Linked DNA regions of Homo sapiens: region 1 is linked to region 2. Evidence: read pairs that join two places in POLR2A ChIA-PET (ENCODE). Cell type or tissue: endothelial cell of umbilical vein. All regions are shown on one strand. Each heading gives the region's core, and the rest is flanking DNA. Links, peaks and the distances in the headings are about the cores only. Region 1 has its middle 7.4 kb from the start of PLTP. Region 2 overlaps CCN5 (cellular communication network factor 5).

Region 1 (5,372 bases), core at 159-5,158, 1.2 Mb before region 2:
CCTCCCAAAGTGCTGAGATTACAGGCATGAGCCACCGTGCCCGGCCATCTTGAATTCAACAAACATCTATTGAGCATTTTCTGTGTGCCAGACCCTGTGCTGGGCACTGGACATATGGCCATGAATAAGAGTGGCAGGCTCCTGTCCCCGCCCTGGGGAGCTTGCAGTCTACTGGAAGAAACAGGCAATAAAGAATTAAACAAACAGAATGACAGGTAATGACACAGAGGGGGCCTCTTCTGTGGGGGTGACATTTGAGTAGGGATCTGAGTAACTCTGCATGGGTATGTGTGTGGGATGATGTGTCTGGTGGAGAAAAGAATTAAGGAAAGTCTGAGGCTGAAGGCACTTGGTGTGTTCCCAACAGTGGTAGAAGATGGGCTTGGAGAGGAAGGTAGGCAGGAGCTAGTTCACCTGCAGTGTTTCCAGAGGTCGTGGCCAGAGTCTGGGTTTTATTTTGTGTGTGATGGGGAGGATGTTGAGCAGGATAGAAAAATTCTATGATTCCCATTTTTAAAAATATCACTTAGATTGATGTAGAGAGGCTAGACCTACAGGAGAAATGGTGAGACAGGGAGATAAGGCAGGTTGTCCCGGTAACCAATGAAAATGGCTTGAAGTGGTGTTGGTGCTGATAGAGAGAATTGTATAGATGTGGGGCATCTTTTTTTTTTTTCGAGGCAGAGTCTCGCTCTGTTGCCCAGGCGGGAATGCAGTGGCGCAATCACAGCTCACTGCAGCCTTGACCTCCTGGACTCAAGCGATCTTCCCACCTCAGCCTCCCAAGTAGTTGGGACTATTGGCGCATGCTACCACACCTGGCTAATTATTTTTTGTAGAGACAAAGTCTCACTATGTTGCTCAGGCTGGTCTTGAACCCCTGGGCTCAAGTGATCCTCCCACCTCAGCCTCCCAAAGTGCTTTGATTACAGGCATAAGGTGAGGCGTCTTTTGGAGTTAGAGACACCGGGATTTGCTGATGTGGGGTATAACAAAAAAAGGAAGTCAAGGATGACTCCTATATTTTTGACTTGAGCACTGCATAAAGCTGGTGCCATGACCTGTGATGGGGAAGCTTGGAAAAGGAGCAGGATTTGGTACTTGCTAGGGTTGGGGGGGAGCTAAAATATGGATCTAGCTGGGTGGAAGAGAGGAAGAAGGCCAGAGGGCGGTGACATCCTCATGATTCCTGGCTAGGGGTTGGCAATCTTGTTAGACCAAAGCCTGGGTTATGCGGGGGACTCCTGCAGTATTAGGACACCTGGAAAAATTCGAGTTGCATTATGTTGACCACTTCTTGCAACATTTCAGCAAGCCCTGCAGAAAAGGGACAAGCTTAGGCTGAAGATGGTGGCCTATCCTTATTATCAAAGGAAAAAATCCCTTCCTTTGGGGCCCCCTCCCTTCACTTACTTTGAAATGTTGTGACTGGCTTATGAAATCCAAACATCTAGACAGAGCTGCTATGGATCCTCCACCTCTTCCTCAAAACAAGTAGAGGCTGGAAAGCCCACGTGGAGTATAAGGAAAGCACAGACGGTTAGGAGGCTTAGAGGACCACAGAAAGAGGTCCCCATGAGTCAGAGTCAGCTAGCAGACTGACAGAGGCATAGAAACTGGGAAGAAGGGTGGGATATGAAGAAGAAAAGAAAAGGGAAGTCAGAGAGAGAGTGAGCTGCCCAAGGCTGACATCCGAGCCCTGATGGAGAGGCACCAGGTGTGGGGATACAATGCCCTAGGACCGAGGACCCAGGGAAAGCAACACCTCATAAGGAACCTTAGAATCCTTGAGTTTCTAATCTGGAGGTGACTTCAGACACCAAGTGGCCTGTTCTTCACACAGAAAATGGACTGGCCTTCAAGGAGGAAATGGGAAAGAAAGAAGAAAACAACAGATCTCCCAGCTTTAGAAATCACGGAAAGTCAGTCCACAGCTTTGGCCTGGCTGAACTCAGCAAGCCCCAGCCCTTTTAGATTCCTTTTACCCATTTGGTAAATGTCCAGCCCTCACGCGGACTGTTTTGTCCAGTTGCATTCTGGAAACAGATGATCATTTCGCCTGTCTGGAGAGATGTAATCGGGGTCTTCCTGGCCTGAGATTTGTCCTCCTCAGATAATCCTCCTCTCATTCCAGCTGGGTCCCCTGTCACATGTCCCCAGGTGCACCCATGCTGACCAACACAGGCGCATGAGCTGCAGTGCTCATATGCTCAGGCAGAGTGAGGAGAAGGGGGTCACTCCCTGAGGGGTAGCTGGGGTGGGCGTTGGGGGTGGGGACTGGGCAGGAGAGGAGATGGGCTGACGCAGCTTCTCCAAGCCATGCAGAGATCCAAAGAAAACACAGCTGGAGGCACAGCGAGGGAGGAGGGGGCCAGAGCAGTGCATGTTGACATGTTGGGCAGCAATCCAGCTTGGCCTCCTGTGGTCAGTGGAGCCCGTGTTTACTTCCTTGGACCAGTTATTTCCTCGTACTGAACCTCAGTTTCCAAATCTGCAAAACAGGGCCAATAATAGCTATCTCAAGGCACTGCTGTGAGAGTTACATGGGATAATGAAAAAGAGAGAGACAGAGAGAGAAACCTAGTTACAAGCATAGGCTCTGGGGCCAGACTGACTTGAGCTTATAACTGCTGGGCCTCAGTTTCCTTATCTGTAAACTGGGGGTGAGGATACCTATCTTGTAGGATGTTATGAAGTGTAAGTGAGTTAATATGTGGAAGCACTTTCTGGCCAAGTGTGGTGGTTCACGCGTGTAATCCCAACACTTAGGGAGGCCGAGGCAGGCAGATCGCTTGAGGCCAGGAGTTTGAGATCAGCTTGGTCTACACAGTGAGATTCTATCTCTACAAAAAAATTTTAAAAGTTAGCTGAGCATGGTGGTACATGCCTATAGTTCCAGCTACTCGGGAGGCTGAGATGGGAGGATTACCTGAGCCCAGGGAGGATGAGGCTGCAGTGAGCCATGATCGTGCCACTGCCTTCCAGCCTGGGTAACAGAGTGAGACCCTGTCTCAAAAAAGCACTTTCTGTTTGTTAAGCAACTATGACAACTATTAATACTAATAATCAGGCCAGGCACAGTGACTCATGCCTGTAATCCCAGAACTTTGAAAGGCCAAGGCGAGAGGATCGCTCGAGCCCAGGAATTCTAGACCAGCCTGGGCAACAAAGTGAGAGCGCCCCACCCCGCCACCAAGTACTAGGTTCCACACTTTGTATACTTTATCACTTTAAATCCTCACTGCCACCCAGGGAGGTAGGTAAGTACTAGATCATCCCATTTTACAGATGTGGAAACTGAGGTTCAAAAAGTGTTTTTTTTTTTTAGAGACAGGATCTTGCTGTGTCACCCAGACTGGAGTTCAGTGGCACAATCATAGCTCACTACAGCCTCGAGCTCCTGGGCTTAAGCAATCCTCCTGCCTCAGCCTCCCAAAGTACTGAGATTATAGGCATGAGCCACCATGCCTAGCCCAGAAAGAGATTTTTCATTTCCTCTGGAACAGGGGTTGGTAAACTATGGCCTGTGTGCTAACTCCAGCTCCCAGCCTGTTCGTTAGATATTGTTTATGGCTGCTTTCATGCTAAAGTGTAGGGCTGAGCAGCTGCGATAGAGACCACAGGGTGTGGAAAGCCTAAAATATGTACACTTTGGCCTTTTCAGGAACAGCTTGCTGACATTTGTTCTAGAAAAAGGCAGAAGCAGGACTTTGCTATCCTGATTCCTTTACAGGAACAGCTTGCTGACATCTGTTCTAGAAAAAGGCAGAAGCAGGACTTTGCTATCTTGATTTCTTACCAGTATTGCTGTGCTGGGTACACAACTGAGGCTGGAAAGGCACTTCCTTCCTGTCCCTCTGAGTGCTGGGAAGCCTCTCCTTCTCTCTTCAAAGCCAGGGATGAGGCCGGGCGCAGTGGCTCATGCCTGTAATCCCAGCACTTTCAGAGGCCGAGGTGGGAGGATTCCTTGAGGCCAGGAGATGGAGACCAGCCTGAGTAACACAGTGAGACCTCATCTCTACAAAAAAAAAAAATTACAAACATTAATCAGCCGTGGTGGTGCATGCCTATAGTCCCAGCTACTCAGGAGGCTGAGGTGGGAGGATTGCTTGAGCCCAGGAGGTCAAGACTGCAGTGAGCCAAGATTGTGCCTCCGCACTCCAGCTTAATAGGCAGAGCCAGACTCTGCCTCAAAAGACAAACAACAACAAAACCAGGAGTGAAAGTGGGAAGGGATTTGGGGATTTGGCTCTCTCCATGTCTCAAGCCCGGTGATGAGCACTCGAGGAGGCTGCCAGAGCCCATCCCACGCTGCACATCTGCTGACATCACTCTTAACGTTTGAGGGTTGTGTGCACCATATGTTTTAGAGGAAAAGGGAAATCAATGTATTAAAGAGGGACAGGCTGAGTGGGGAAGGCCCTGGATTCAGGGCCAGTGACTGCACCTTCTCCTCCACCAGCCCAGGTCAAGGCTGTATTTATTTATTTATTTAGAGACAGAGTTTCACTCTTGTTGCCCAGGCTGGAGTGCAATGGTGCGATCTCAGCTCACTGCAACCTCCACCTCCTGGGTTCAAGCGATTCTCCTGCCTCAGCCTCCCAAGTAGCTGGGATTATAGGCACCTGCTTCCACACCCGGCTAATTTTGTAATTTTAGTAGAGATGGGGTTTCACTGTTTTGGTCAAGCTGGTCTGGAACTCCTGAACTCAGGTGATCCACCTGCCTCAGCCTCCCAAAGTGCTGGGATTACAGGCATGAACCACTGTACCCGGCCGGTCAGAGCTGTGTTTAGGGTCAATTGAACTGAGGCTAACATGGTACAGGAGGAGATAAAGGATCTGGGTTGGCATAGGGATCGCCTGCTGCCCAGGGACATTCAAGGACTCCAAACCAGTTCAATCACTCAGTAAATATTTAGTCAGTACCTACTGTGTGCCAGGCATGGTTCTAGGCACTAAGGACACAGTGTTGAACAAAATTCCAGCTCTCACGGGGACAGACAACAAACAAGAAAGAAAATATTCAATAGTAATAAAATCTATAAAGAAAATAAACCAGGCTGATATGATTGAGAGCGATTAATAGATAGGCAGGCAGGGAAGGCCTCTCTGAAAAAACGCCATTTAAACTGAGACAAAATGCTGGGCGTGGTGGCTCGAGCCTGTAATCCCAGCACTTTGGGAGGCTGAGGCGGACAGATCACTTGAGGTCAGGAGTTCGAGACCAGCCTGGCCAACATGTGAAACCCCATCACTACTAAAAATACAAAATTAGCTGGGCGTGGTGGTGCACGCCTGTAATCCCAGCTACTCAGAAGACTGAAGTAGGAGAATTGCTTGTACTCTGGAGGTAGAGTTTACAGTGAGCCG
Region 2 (5,372 bases), core at 181-5,180:
GCTCTGTTGCCCAGACTGGAGTGCAGTGGCATGATCTTGGCTCACTGCAACCTCCACCTCCTGGGTTCAAGTGATTCTCATGCCTCAGCCTTCCAAGTAGCTGGGATTACAGGTGCGTGCCACCACGCCTGGCTAATTTTTGTATTTTTAGTAGAGATGGGGTTTCACCTTGTTGGCCAGGCTGGTCTCGAACTCCCGACTTCAGGTGATCCGCCCGCCTCGGCCTCCCAAAGTGCTGGGATTACAGGCGTGCTCGCCACTGCACACAGCCGGGTACTCACTTTATACAGCCATCCTGTGGGGTGGGCACTACTATTTATTCCCATTTTACAGATCAAAAAACTAAAGCGCCAAGAGTTAGGATAACGGTTGCTAAAATTTATTTTATTTTATTTTATTTTGTTGCAGACTACCACAATTACTACTTGAGACTGTCACTATGACAGTTATTACTGTTACTACTTGAGGCCGTCATTACAGCAGTTACTACTGTTACTGCCTGAGACTTCATTACAGGACTGAACGAGGGGACGAATGTAGAAATGAAAACTTAAGACAAAAGAAACTGTTGTAAAGGAAAGGGCCAGGGGAAGAAGAAGAGAACTCCCTGCTTCTAGTGAGCAAAGGCAGTCCCTGAGCTTCCACAGCCCTTCCTATTTATTGGGTAGAATGAGCAGGGAGGAGGAGGTAATGACTGGTTAGCTGGTTGATTGATCACAGATTCATATTGTTACTAACAGGTTTCAATTAGGCCTAATCACAAGAAACACTATGCTTGGAGCGTGACTGCCCTCAGCATTCCTTCTGGATGGCAGAAACAGTTTGTCAGTTTGCCAACATTCTGCATTTATGAGAAATAGTCTGCTGCTTACTCATATAGCTTCCAGTGGTATACTGAGTTGATCATGACCCTCAATCTTTCGGCCTCCAATATTTATTTATTTATTTATTTATTTATTTAATGAGACAGAGTCTTGCTCTGTCCACCAGGCTGGAGTGCAGTGGTGCGATCTCGGCTCACTACAACCTCTGTCTCCCCGGTTCAAGCAATTCTCGTGCCTCAGCCTCCTGAGTAGCTGGGATTACAGGTGTGTGCTATCACACCCAGTTAATTTTTGTATTTTTAGTAGAGACGGGGTTTTGATGTGTTGGCCAGGCTGGTCTCGAACTCCTGACCTCAAGTGATCTGCCCGTCTTGGCCTCCCAAAGTGCTGGGATTACAGGTGTGAGCCACCGCGCCCGGCCCTAAGTTTTTTTGTAAATCACGTAACACTTTCAACAATCCTCTGTGTTGAGTATTGCCATTATCCCCATTTTAAAGAAGGGGAAACTGAGGCACAAGGAGGTTAAGTACTTTGCCTAAGATGACAGCACTAGGAAATAGCAGAGCCAGGATGCACACCTGGGCAGGTTGGCTGAGCCCACTCACTCTACCACTGCACAGTGGCGGCTCAGCTGTGAGGTCATGGGCCTGAGTCCCAGCTCCACGACTCCAGGGTAACTTGTTAATCACTCTGGGTCTCAGTTTACTCATCTCTAAACAGGGAGTATTAGTGGCACTTTCCTTTAGGAATGTCCCAAGGATGACGTGCAGTGGTGTGGACAGAGTGCGTGGCAGAGAGAGCCTTATGTATGGGAGTCCCTCGGTGCACATTCCTCATTCTTGTCCGTGTTCTCCCTGTTTTGGGGGATGTTATCAGAATTTTGCCTGGAAATGTGTTTAGGGTTTATCCTTGCAGAACCAGACCCATGGAAATTCTCAATCTGTGAGAGACCAACAGCCATTCTCAAGAGTCAGATAAACTCAGGTTGGACTAGCATCCCACCCCAGCTGCAGACCAGCTTTTAGACAGCTCGCTTTCCCGGGTGTTTCCTTATCCCTGAGCTGGAGTTAGTTATATTTGCCATGCAGGGGCTCTGTGAAGGTTACATGGCTCAAACTCAGCATGTGATTCTCAAACTAAGGTTTCTGGAGGGGGTGATACCTGAGATAAGTGTTGGGGGCTGGGCAGCAGGGGCCTCTGTGACCAGCAACCGTACCTGGGGTGGGTAATTTACAAACACTGTGTCTGGGAATTGCCCTCATTCTCAGAACCCTCCTGCCCTTCCTTGTCCTGCATCTCCCAGGCTCCCCTCTCTTCCACCTTCCCAGCAGGTTCGACTCATGGGAGGCATAACTGGAAACTGGGGGATAGCAGCAGGCAGAAGCCAGGGCAGGTCTCCCCACCTCCATCTACTTTTTGTTAGGTCTGCGAGGCTGTGTCTCCTTAGCGGCTGCAGCTCCCAGCAGACAGCCTTGCCAGGTCCTCTTCCTCTGCCTGCTGGTGCCAGCTCTGGGCTCTGCCCTCCCTCTGCCCCTCCGCCCCGAGGGCTGGTCTGGTGTTGAATTTCTCCTCTTGCATCACACGGTCCCCTACTTGGCCTCTCAGATGGGTGACTAAGTCCTCTCATTAAATTCCTTTTGTTTTATTATGTTGAGTGAAAGACGTCATTCATTATAGAGTACCTGCTGTATGGTTGTATTAATGAGAAGTTCAAGAACACGAAAGCTCATCTATGGTGATAGAAATCAGAGCAGTGGTTGCCTTGGGGAGCAGGGGGATAACTGGAACAGAGCCAGAGGGAACTCCCTGAGATGATGAAAATGTTTTATACCTTGATTGAGGAGTTGGTTACATGAGCGTGTACGTTTATGAAGACTCGTTAAACCATATGCTTAAAATCTGTATATTTAACTATGGGTAAATTATACCTTAATAAAATTAGTTTAATAAGAAGAAATCCCTGTTTAAATACCAAGAGTGTTTTCTAATTTCCTGCTTGGATCCTAATGGAAATACAGTTTTACTTTTTAAACAAACACAGGTAGACCATGGAGGAAAATGTAAAATATATGTATTTGGTGTTGGGTGTTTTTTTTTGTTTTTGTTTTTTGTTTTGTTTTGTTTGTAAACAATAAAACATGAGACTTCGAACAATTTCACCCTTGGGTTAGTTGATTTCAGGCTATGCTCCCCAGTCCCTGGGAGGCAGCCTTCATTCTCCCTGCTCTTCTCTGGTCAAAAACGCTGGGAAGCACTGGTCTGTATAAAGTGCTAGTGCCTAGCACATAGCAGGCGCTCAAGCAATGTTAATTATTGGCTGGGCGCAGTAGCTCACGCCTGTAATCCCAGCACTTTGGGAGGCCGAGGCGGCGGGCGGATCACTTGAGGTCAGGAGTTCGAGACCAGCCTGACCATCATGGCTAAACCCCATCTCTACTAAAAATATATTTAAAAAAAAAAAAAAAGCCGAGCATGGTGGCATGCGCCTATAATCCCAGCTACTCAGGAGTCTTGAGGCAGGAGAATCACTTGAACCCGGGAGGCTGCAGTGAGTCGAGATCGTGCTATTGTACTCCAGCTCCAGCCTGGGCAACAAGAGCAAAACTCCATCTCAAAAAAATAAATAAATAAAAAAGTTAATTATTATTAATATGAATTGGGTTTCTTGGATCACTTGAAGGCCTGTCTTCTGGCTTTCTTTAAGACCATGTGATTTCACCTTGTGAGGTTCACAGAGAACTCTGCCCCTGAATTCTGCCCCGGATAATGGGAGGGCTTTCTCAGAAAACACAGGCCTGACACACAAGATCACGCATAGGCTTGTATTCAGGAACAATTTTACAAACTCCAGAAAAGGCAGCAGGAGATCCAGAATCTCTGTGTGCCTTCTCTTCATCCTACCCCCAGAAAAATGGCCAGTCCAGCCCAGCACCTGCTGCAGCCTCAATATTAAGGGACTGCTTGTCCCATCTCTTGCCCAGGGGAAGTCGGAGAGAAAGCTCGCCCGTGTGCATGTTTGATATAGGCTGTGTGTGTAGGCAGGGAGTGGGCTAGAGGACCCTGGACACCTTGGCCAGCCTCCTAGGCAGTGAGTTAGAGGAAAGGGGACTAGGTCTTGCACCTCTGCCATACCTCGGGATCCAGACAGACCAGGCAGCGTGTTAATATTGGTGTTCTGCATGGTGGACCCAAGCTAAAGTGTTGCCTGCAGCCAAGGGCCTGGGCACGGACCATCTTCCATCAGCCCAGGGCCCAGGCACAGGGCCACCAGCTGGGGATGGTGGACACCGTGTCCCCATTCCCAGCCCGGCTCTAGAAGGCACTGTTTTGTGGACTGCGACCCCTGGAGGGTGGGCAGGGCCTGGACAGGCACAGGCGGCGCTGGGTCTCCAGTCGGCAGAAGCGGTTCTGGTTGGACACCCGGGTGGCCATGCCCAGCCCACAGGTGGTCGAGCAGGGTCCCCAGGCCGTGCTCCATTCTGGGCAGGGGACACCAGGGGGCAGGGAAGAGACAAGGCCAGAAAACTGGGGTCCTAGGGGGGAAAGAACAAGAGTTAGCACTGAGCAGCCAGGGCTCAGCAGCTCAATCAACCCACCTGCCAGCGGCCACGGCAATCTTGGTCAAATGGCTCAGCCTCTCTGCATCTCAGTTTCTTGTTATGTAAATTTCTTAACAGTGGATGGCATTGAATAAAATAATGGGCATGAAGTGCCTAGCACAGTACCTGGTACTTGTAAGATTTCCATAAATATTAGTTATTTGGCAACCAGAGTGTGTTGGTCACGATGGTCCCTCAGTGAACCATGGTTTTCTCGTCTCTTTGGATAAACAGCATTTTACAGGCAGGGGGTGCCCAGCCTGTGTGGAGTGGTGCTTTGGCCCAGTGGCAAGGATGCTAAAGATTCCAGGATTCTTGTGCCAGGAACAAGATGGCAGGTTCACCATGGTCTAGCTTTTTCTCTGCTCCAAGTCTCCCTCTGTGAGTATTTTGGTGTCCTTCCTTCTAGTCTTACACTAGAAGTCCTCAACTAGGGTAATTTTGCCTCCCAGGAAAGGTTTGGCAATATCTGGAGACAGTTTTGGTGATCACAACTGGGGGGATGCTACTGGTATCTAGTGAGTAGAAGTCAGGAATGCTGCTAAGCACCCTGCAGTGCACAGGAAAACCCCCCCAACAAATAATTACTTGCCCCAATTGTCACTAGTGCTGACGTTGAGAAACCCTGATTTCTACCCACATGTGTGTGCTGTGTATGCATGTGTATGTGTAGATATACCTGTATACGTGCATAGGGACACACTTAGTTGAGATCGAGTTGGAAATACACCTTCTTATCCTGCTTTTATCCATAAGGTGAACTCACTGGTGTTTTCCTATGTATTTAAATGGATATATCATATTCCATCACAGGGATAATAACGGCTACCTCTGATATAGTACCATGTGCCAGGCACTGCTACAGCTGCTTAACTTGAACAAACTCAAGTAGTTCTCACAACGCTATGAAGTGGATGCTCTTATTGTCCCCATTTTACAGCTGGAGAAA

Evidence for each region. Peaks named below come from ENCODE experiments on the same cell type or tissue, not always from the same donor. Only the 100,000 strongest peaks of a DNase experiment are listed, where the experiment ranks them.
Region 1: POLR2A ChIA-PET joins it to region 2 with 8 read pairs; 1 of 35 experiments calls an interaction of 5 or more read pairs at or near these places.

The regions. Positions count from the first base shown.
Region 1 is chr20:45,916,845-45,922,216 of GRCh38, reverse strand. No RefSeq gene overlaps it. Among named protein-coding and RNA genes, the nearest start is that of PLTP, 7.4 kb to the right of the region's middle. In endothelial cell of umbilical vein, for the core only: no CTCF peak of the experiment used is centred there; DNase peaks (open chromatin) are centred at 1,986 and 2,346; H3K27ac peaks cover 387 bases.
Region 2 is chr20:44,726,072-44,731,443 of GRCh38, reverse strand. It overlaps CCN5 (cellular communication network factor 5), which reads right to left. Exons shown (of 4, transcript NM_003881.4): 4 at 3,633-4,357. The coding sequence ends at 4,137. All of the region lies in intron 3 of KCNK15-AS1 (KCNK15 and WISP2 antisense RNA 1), which reads left to right. Among named protein-coding and RNA genes, the nearest start is that of CCN5, 13 kb to the right of the region's middle. RefSeq lists an enhancer at 4,210-4,735. In endothelial cell of umbilical vein, for the core only: no CTCF peak of the experiment used is centred there; DNase peaks (open chromatin) are centred at 813 and 2,403; H3K27ac peaks cover 1,745 bases.